Linked DNA regions of Homo sapiens: region 1 is linked to region 2. Evidence: chromatin contacts called from ENCODE Hi-C data. All regions are on one chromosome and are shown on one strand. Each heading gives the region's core, a stretch centred on a gene start or an enhancer-like site at or near the end of the contact. The rest is flanking DNA. Distances are from core to core; before and after follow the strand shown.

The links. A loop is a pair of places that touch in the nucleus more often than their neighbours do. Pooled maps may share reads with other maps.
Region 1: a map of CD8-positive, alpha-beta T cell shows a loop between it and region 2 (13-fold over the local background). The contact joins the promoter of BMP2K here to the promoter of CCNI in region 2. A Hi-C loop is called at or near these places in 6 of 168 maps with a recorded cell type or tissue (B cell, CD4-positive, alpha-beta T cell, CD4-positive, alpha-beta memory T cell and 2 more), 6 of 37 single-sample maps with no recorded cell type and 15 of 50 pooled maps.

The regions. Positions count from the first base shown.
Region 1 is chr4:78,774,379-78,778,585 of GRCh38, reverse strand. It overlaps BMP2K (BMP2 inducible kinase), which reads right to left and starts at 2,236. Exons shown (of 16, transcript NM_198892.2): 1 at 1,865-2,236. The coding sequence starts at 2,042. BMP2K-DT (BMP2K divergent transcript) reads left to right here and starts at 2,616. Exons shown (of 1, transcript NR_186689.1): 1 at 2,616-4,207. RefSeq lists silencers at 1,332-1,532, 1,894-2,563, 2,654-2,903 and enhancers at 1,107-1,737, 2,370-3,000.
Region 2 is chr4:77,074,739-77,078,629 of GRCh38, reverse strand. It overlaps CCNI (cyclin I), which reads left to right and starts at 2,641. Exons shown (of 7, transcript NM_006835.3): 1 at 2,641-3,158. RefSeq lists enhancers at 1,475-2,445, 2,344-2,573 and silencers at 2,754-3,103, 3,164-3,313.

The sequences.
Region 1 (4,207 bases), core at 987-3,486, 1.7 Mb before region 2:
AACCTAGGCCTTGGCCTCCCTTCTAGGAAATTAAAGCTGGGGTGTAGGATGGAGAAGTTTCATCTTCTAAAAGGATTTCTTCAGTCCTTGCTTCCTCCTAGCATTTGATTATTGACTTTTCAAGAGAAATGATACATTTATGGCAAAAGTCAGTGGAACACTCTAACAGTGACATTAGCGCTTGAAATAAACTTTTATTCTTCGTTGTGGTTGAACGAACTCTCCTTTTGAAATTCATCTTTATTACTTTCCAAAATTATTTTTTTATTGAAAATGGCTTGCTTAGGGTAGTGATAAGATATGCTTAGGGTAGTGAGTAATACAAGTTACAAATTCAAAATCTAATTTGTGAAATGTCAGTATTTTTTTTCTATTAAATAAAAGACCCATCTGGGATTTAGTGGAATGAGTGAGTGTAACACTACTCAAGCTACATTTCAATTAGTTACTAAAACAATTCAAAGACAGAATATGGCATTTGAGTGAAGAGCCATGTGCTTTTAAAACCTACAACACAATCTAAACCAATAATTGAAATTCATGTGTAATAAAGAGCTAGAAAACTTTATAGTATAGTAAATCTTTTATAAAGACCACTCACCACATATTCATTCTTCTGAAAAACTAAGGATCCTCCTTCTCCCACCTCTCCAAGTTTCGGCTAAGATCATTATTCTGAGCAATGGTTCACGAAACAATGATATGTACACTTGAATAATTCACGATTTCTTTCTCTTTCAAATATTTTATACAAAAATCTTCAGGTTTTTTCCCTTGTGCTAATTTACTGTTGTGTATAGCATTTCAAAAAATACAAGCGGAATCTCAGTCTACTGTTTTCAAACCACATCAACGTCTAACGCTCGGAGAACTGAATCCACTCTTCGATTTTTTTTATCTTAACCATAGAACTTAAAAGGGCCATTTATCAACAAAAAGTATTTCTTTTAAAGTGTTTATTTTGTAGTATCATTTTGCAACTAAAAACTCAAAGGCCAATGAAGCATGCAGCACACAGGGCAAGTATTTTCTACAAGGCAATTATGCCAGAAATACAAAACTAAATTCTAAGTTCTTCTTTTAAAATGGAGTAAACTTTTTTTGTAAGTAGACTTCTACCTGCCGTCATAACCTGTTCCAGATCATGAAGGACCGACCACAAAACCTCGTTAAGTGAAAGTTAACCTGCTTTTATATCACCTTTTAAACTACTATCAAAGAGACATACTGGGAGGGCATGAATAGCACCTTGTCCAACAGAGAAGATTCTAAATAACAAAGATAAATGGGCTCCAAGTTTACCTGCTCCTCAGTGCAACCTACTAACTGAATTTAGAGCAAAGGATCACCTCCAACACGCACACATGCACACAAATACATTGTTTTTCAACAGATGACTGAGCTGCAGCAAAGCCCAGCTTGACACCAGGGGCTGCAGGGTCCTATGCCCTGCAGCGCGGGTGGAGGCTTAGATGAAAAGGCCAACGCATGACACCCGTCTGAGCCACAGCTGGCAGAACGGAGCTTCAACCCTGTTCGATCTGACCCTCTAATGAGTCACTGGCCCAATCGTAACACCAACCCACTTCCTAGCCCGTCTACTACCTATTTTCTCGCGTCAAAAAGCACAGAAAATGATTTAAACTAGGCATGAGAGAACTGTGCACCGGCCGGGGCAGCCAGCGGCAAGAAAAGCCAGCTTAAGAGAGAAAGCCCGAGCCACTCTTTAGGAGCCCCCGCTGGCCCGGCAGCAGAGGAAGAATGGGGTATAAGAGTCAGTCCGGAGGGCGAGGACCCGGAGAAGCCGCCGCCACACCCCAACCCTCCCTCACCTGCCTGTCCGAGCCTCCCCGGGCGCCCGTACCTTCGGCCAGCGACTCTTCCAGGGTGACCTGGTGGCGGCCGACCGCGAACACCCGGACCCCCACGGACGAGCCGCCGGAGCCGCAGCCGGCCCCGGCCCCGGCCCCGCCAGCCCCGCCACCCGCCGCTCCGCCGCCGCTGCCGCCCTCCGACTTGGGCATCCGAGAGAACTTCTTCATGGTCCCGCCGGCGAGCTGGAGGGCGCAGGGAGCGTGCAAGGGCAAGTCCCCGGCCCGGCGCGCAGCCGGGCGTCCGCGAGGGGTCGCCGCCCCTGGCCCGTCCGAGCGTGCTGCGGCCCGCCAAGCCTCACATTCCGCGCTCCCCAAGCGCACAGCCTGGGCCCCGCCGCCCGCTCCGCGGCTCCGCTGCAGCTGCCCGGCTCCCGCAGAGGGCGGTGGGGAGGGCGGGGACGGGGCGGGGCGCGAGGGGGCGGGTCCGAATCCAGGGGCGACGCCGCCGCCTCCGCCAGTGCCCCGGGCGTCCCGCCGCCTCACTAAGCGCCTGGAGCGCGAGCCGGGGTAGAGGAAGAGAGCGAAAGAGGCTGGGCGGCCGGCCCCTCCAGGGAGTGGGCTAGACGTCTCAGGCCACAAACCCGCAGGACCGCAGCCCGTCGCGCCGCCGCCGCCCCGGCCGAACCCGCGCCGCCCGCCACTCGTGGCCGTTGGCGGGGGGGGGGGGGGGGCGCTGCTGCCAACCGCTCACTGAGGCCGGGCGACCCGCGCAGGCGCGCTGCCCGCGCCGCCGGAAGTGACGGTTCCGGCTCTTGTCACGTGGAGGGGGACCAAGGGAGGTGATTGTGGGGGTTGGGGACTAGGGCAAAGTCGGGGGTCCCGGGTCCGGGGTTGCGCCGGGAGGGTACTGGCCAGGCCCGACTTCAAGCAGGGAGGTGGCCCGGGACTGGCTCCCGCGCTGGTCACGCACCGGGGTCCGTCATCTCGACCGGGAGTCGCTGTGCCACTCTAGGGGCTTAAAAATGCCGCCAACAACTTTACCCCTGCTGAGGAACTTCTCGCTTCGTTTCTTAGCCAGTTTTCCAGGCCTTCTCCCTTGAGAGTCTCCTTCCGCTCGCCCACCCTGAGCGTAGGAGGTGGGAGCAGGACGGAACTGGAGTGGATTCCAGTAACTGGACTTCTAAACCGGCTCGGTGTCGTCGCGCTCTGTAGCGGACGCTTGTGCTGGGAAGCGTTTTGCAGTTTATAAATTACTTAGGAGTACTTTAAACATCTCACGCCTGCTGTACCACAGCCATGTGGGGGTATTCAGAACAGGTATTAAGGTCGTTTTGCAGACCATTCATCACTCTTGGCTAAAAGAACTTAACGGAGTCGCCCAAGGTCACACAGCTGGCTCGTGGTAATTGGGGACCATTCTTTGATTCATAATTTTGTGCTTTTGGCCACCCTGAAAAAGTAAGGTCAGATCGTTGAAAAACGGGCAGATTTAAGGCTGTTTGGAAGCAAAAGCGACCACTGCGTTCCCCTCAAATCAAAGAGATTTGCACCCCCTACCAAAAAAAAAAAAAAAAAAAAAAGCCCTGTTGTATCAATTTCATAAACTGCAGGAGTCTCCCGACTGCAGGGTGAAGCAACAAAATAAATATGGGTGTAAAACATTCAGGAGTGGTAGGGAATGGCAAACTGTAGAGCCTGTGTAAAGAGAGCAGCCAATTCTCAGCTCCAGCCTACTTTTCCACAAAAGAAGATAGGCACACACACTGTGCCCAGAGGTTCCAGTTTCTTAAGAGAACCAAAAACCTGGAACTGTTTTCTAATGTGGCATTTCCCTAATTTTTAAAATATAGATCAAATAAATTGTATCTGCAGGACTCCAGTATGCACCTTCTATGAAAGTAGATGAATGTGGTTCTATCCCCACCCCTATTTCTTTATTCTTTTTAATGAGATAACGGGTAGAAACATTAGAAAATGTGCTTAGACAAAAACTTTGAACTTAAAATCCTTGTTCTTTCTTCCCTGCTATTTGAAGAGAAGCTATTTCTGCCAACACTAAAATAGTGCTCTGGATTTAGGCATTTCTGCTACATAACCCACTAAACTAAAATTCTTCATCCAGAGACCTGACGTTTAAAGTAGATTCCAGCTTAGTGGAAGTGAGATTATATGTCAGATGATTGATGTGGTGTGGCAGTTGGGGATTTCCATTTAGAAACAAGCTGACCACTTTCGTTGCTGTGGGGCTTCATTGTGGAGTCTCATTCCTAAATTTGAATTGTTTTTTAAGCAGAATAATGGAAAGATTAAGTCATTTCATGCAATTCAAAACTGGAGTCAGACAAACATACAAAGTTTGGGCCTGATATAACTTCACCTGATCACAACAAGCC
Region 2 (3,891 bases), core at 1,392-3,891:
TGCGCAACCATCAACACAATCAATCTCAGAACATTTTTCTCACCTCAAAAAGAAACCTTCAAAAAATCAGTTGGGCATGGAGGCATGCGCCTGTGGTTCCAGCTACACAGGAGGCTGAGGCAGGAGGATTGCTTGATCCTGGAGGTCAAGGCTACAGTGAGTCATGTTCACACCATTGCACTCCAGCCTGCAGCCTGGGGGACAGAGCAAGGCCCTGTTTCCAAAAAAAAAAAAAAGAAAAAAAGAAAAGAAAAAAAGAAAGAAACCCCCATATCATTTAACTATCATCCCCTAATCCCATGCCTGCCCCTAGCCCTAAGCAACCACTTCCTTACTTTCTGTCTCTATATATTTGCCTATTCTGGACATTCACGTAAGTGGAATCATATAATATGTGGTCTTTTGTGACTGGCTTCTTTCATTTAGCATACTGCTTTCAAAGGTTATGCATGTTATAGCATGTATTAGTATTTTCTTTTTATGGCCCAATAAGATTCCATTGTATAGGTCGGTGTGACGGCTCATGCCTGTAATCCCATCACTTTCAGGCTAAGGAGGGAGAATTGCTAGAGGCCAGGAGTTTGAGACCAGCCTGGACAACATAGGAAGTCTCATGGCACCCCCATCTGCGCCACGGAGCCAGACCCCATCTCTTAAAAATAAAAATTTGATTGTACATAGATGTATCACATTTGATTTATACAGGCGCCAGCTGATGAACATTTAGGTTGTTTCATCTTTGGCTATTATGAATAATGCTAACGTTTGTAAAAAAGTTTTTGCATGGACAAATATTTTCCTTTCTCTTGGGTATATATTTAGGAGTGGAATTTGCATTATTCTTATTGGAGTGAAAATCAGAAGCAATTTCATGGTCTAACAATGGAATTATGTTACACTCTCAATAGTATTATGCAGAAATGCTACAGTCTCAAGAGTAACATGCAGAAAAATGGTGGCTTTTTTGAATGAAGACCATATAATAATAGGCTACATGAAGTGAAAAAAAGAAAAAAAAAGGATACAACCCACTTGAAATCCTCCTAGGGCTTCCCATTCCTTCTTCTGTTCTATGGCATCTGTCCTCTGCTTCCACATCCTGCCTCAGTTGTCTGAGGGCCAGCCACACTAGCTTTCAGAGATTTTTAGAACGTCTCAGCTTCGGAGCCTTTTCACATAACTTCCTCTGCTTGTATCATTCTTTGCCCAGTGGTTTCAAGTCTCATCTTAAATGTCACTTCTTCAGAAAAACCTTCTCTGATATCCCAAACCAGGCGGAAAGGCAAGCGTTTCCACAGCAGCCGGCGATTTTCCATCTTAACGGTTTTAATACCAGAATTGTTTACTTGGTCAAATATTGAGAGCCTTTTATACACAGGGATAGAGGGTGAAACATGCAAGATCCCTGCCGCCTGCGACCTTATATTCTAGGGAGGGGATACATGCACAAGTAAACAAGTAAATGTACTTGGTAATTTTACATAGTGATAATTAGCTCAATGGTTATCCTCTGTTTGGACTGTAAACTCCATGAAGGCAGGAGCTATGTCTGTCTTGGCTACTTCCAGTTTGCTGAGTCTGGCCACTAAATAAACTCAACACATATTTTTTCACTGACAGTTAAAATAACTATATAAAAAACAAATGGAAAAAACAAACGAGACTTCTATAAATGGTTGAGATCTAGCTCTTCCTCTTTCAAAACTCTGTAATACTACATATTTTTAAATAATTAAAACAATCAAAATAGCAAAAAGTTACCGTTTGTACTAACAGAACCCCAAATAAAACCCATTTATGTCACCACACATTCTTTAAGCACCTGGTAATAAAACCTATTCGGAAATACTCAGACGTGTTGGTTGAGTGGATAAAATCCCCTTGCCACATTGCCAAGCAGGTTCCTCGCCGTCAGCAGTATAATTTACAGTGTTTCACTGAGGCCTTAAGCACCCATGATTTGATTCTCCCTAATTTTCCGATTCCTAAAACCCTTTAGAATCTCCCTCCACCCACACAATGTGGCAGTGAGAAAAACCGCAATTCTATTTACATGTCAACGGTAAGAACACGTAATACTTTGCTAGGTCAACAAATCTGCAAGATCTCCACCCAAGAGATCAGTAGCCCCTTCCCAGTGAATCCTTCTAAGAGCCTGGGGACGAGTAGGGCTAGATAAAACCAAGCTGCTGTAAAGCTGGACCACAGGAGCGGATCGTGAAATCCCCTCCCCCAAGCGCAGCGCTCGGCCGCTTCTTTCTTCCCCAGGCGCATGCGCAGCGCACTCTCCGGCCACCGCACGCCCCCTCAGTGGGGGCCCAGAGACGCTGACGTCACCGTGCGGTCTGCAAGCAACCCTTCCGCTCCTTCAAGGAAAATGAGTCCACGGACCTTCGGCTTTTCTTAGCCACGAGAAAACGTCCTCCCTCCTTCCATCCTAGTGCCAACGACTTCCCCAGCCCGTCTCCTTTCGGCCGCACTTCTCTGTACTTTCGTTGGACCGGGAAGGCGGCGGGGAGGAACAGGAAGGGTGAAAGACCAAGTCCGCGTAGTTTACAAGGAGTGGGCGAGTCTAGGAATCGGTCCGCGAGGGCGGAGCCGAGGAAGCCGGCACTTCTTCCTCCCTTCCCCTCTCTTCCCCTCCCTCCCCAGCCTTCCCCGCGAGCGGACGCGGCAGCGCCTCTGTCTCGCTTTTTCTTATTTTTCCCCCCTTTCCCCTTTCTTTTTTTTTTTTTCTTTTCTTTTCTCCCCTCCCCCCCTTTCACCATTTCCCCTCGGAGGCGCTTTCCCCGGGCAGGGGCAGAGCCGGTCTCACCCCCCGCCTCTCCCCGGCCCCCGCCGCCCTATGGCGAGAGGGAGCCCCCTCCCAACCCGGGCTCGAGCGGCGGCGGCCTCAGGCCGGGGGTCATCATGGAACTAATTCGCTGACCGACCCAGCGGCCGCAGCCGTGCGTCCCGCTCGAGCGCCAGCGCCCGCGCCCGCGCCCCCCGATCCGCTTCCCCTTTCTCCCTCCTCAGTTGGCCGAGTCGTCCCGCGCGCACCGCCTCCGCGCGCCTATGAGAATGAGGTGGTAACGGGCCCCCGGATGACCCCGCGTCACCACTGTGAGGCCTACAGCTCTGCCGGGGAGGAGGAGGAGGAGGAAGAGGAGGAGAAGGTGAGGGGCGGGGGCGGGGGCGGGGGCTCGACGCGTCTCCGCGGCCGGCGTCGACGCGCTGGGGCCCCGCTGCTCCCCCCGCGCCGCCCCCGTGGCAGCGCCCTTGGCCGCGCGCTGCTCGCCGGAGACCCACCCTCCCGCATCCCCCAGCCCGGGGAACCTCGGGGCCGCCCTCTTCGTCCTCTCCGGCCCAGACAGACCCGTCACCTGCCCACTTGAAAACGGCACTACTGTGTTCCTTTTCGGGCCAGTTTTTCTGTCAGCGAGTAACTTTTTTTTGTGGCAGCGGCAAATTAGCTACTCTATAGTGCGTGTTGGAGGCTCTACGAGCCCGTGTTAATACACAAAGAAGGGGACACACCCCCACCCTCAGGTTGAACGATTCTCCGGGGACACCAGGAGGATTACTAACTTTGCACGGCAGACTGAATGCCAAATGAATGGGGTGAACCTCCGGTGCTGTGAAATTCGGGGGAGGGCAACGTTACCCAGGGCTTGGGGCGGGTGGGTGGGGGGAATCCGGGGGAGGTGAGATTTGAGTTGTGCTCTAAAGGCTAGATTAAATAACTGGAATTTGAAAGGAGGACAGAGGAGCCTCCGCTGGAGCTAGGGGGCTCCGTTACAGATCCTTTTGGCAGAAGTTGACAATTGGGTATCAAAACAGTGGAAGGTGTTTCGGGAGGTAGGATGGATTCAGACTCTGAAGGGGTTTGAACTAAAATGTTTATGTTTT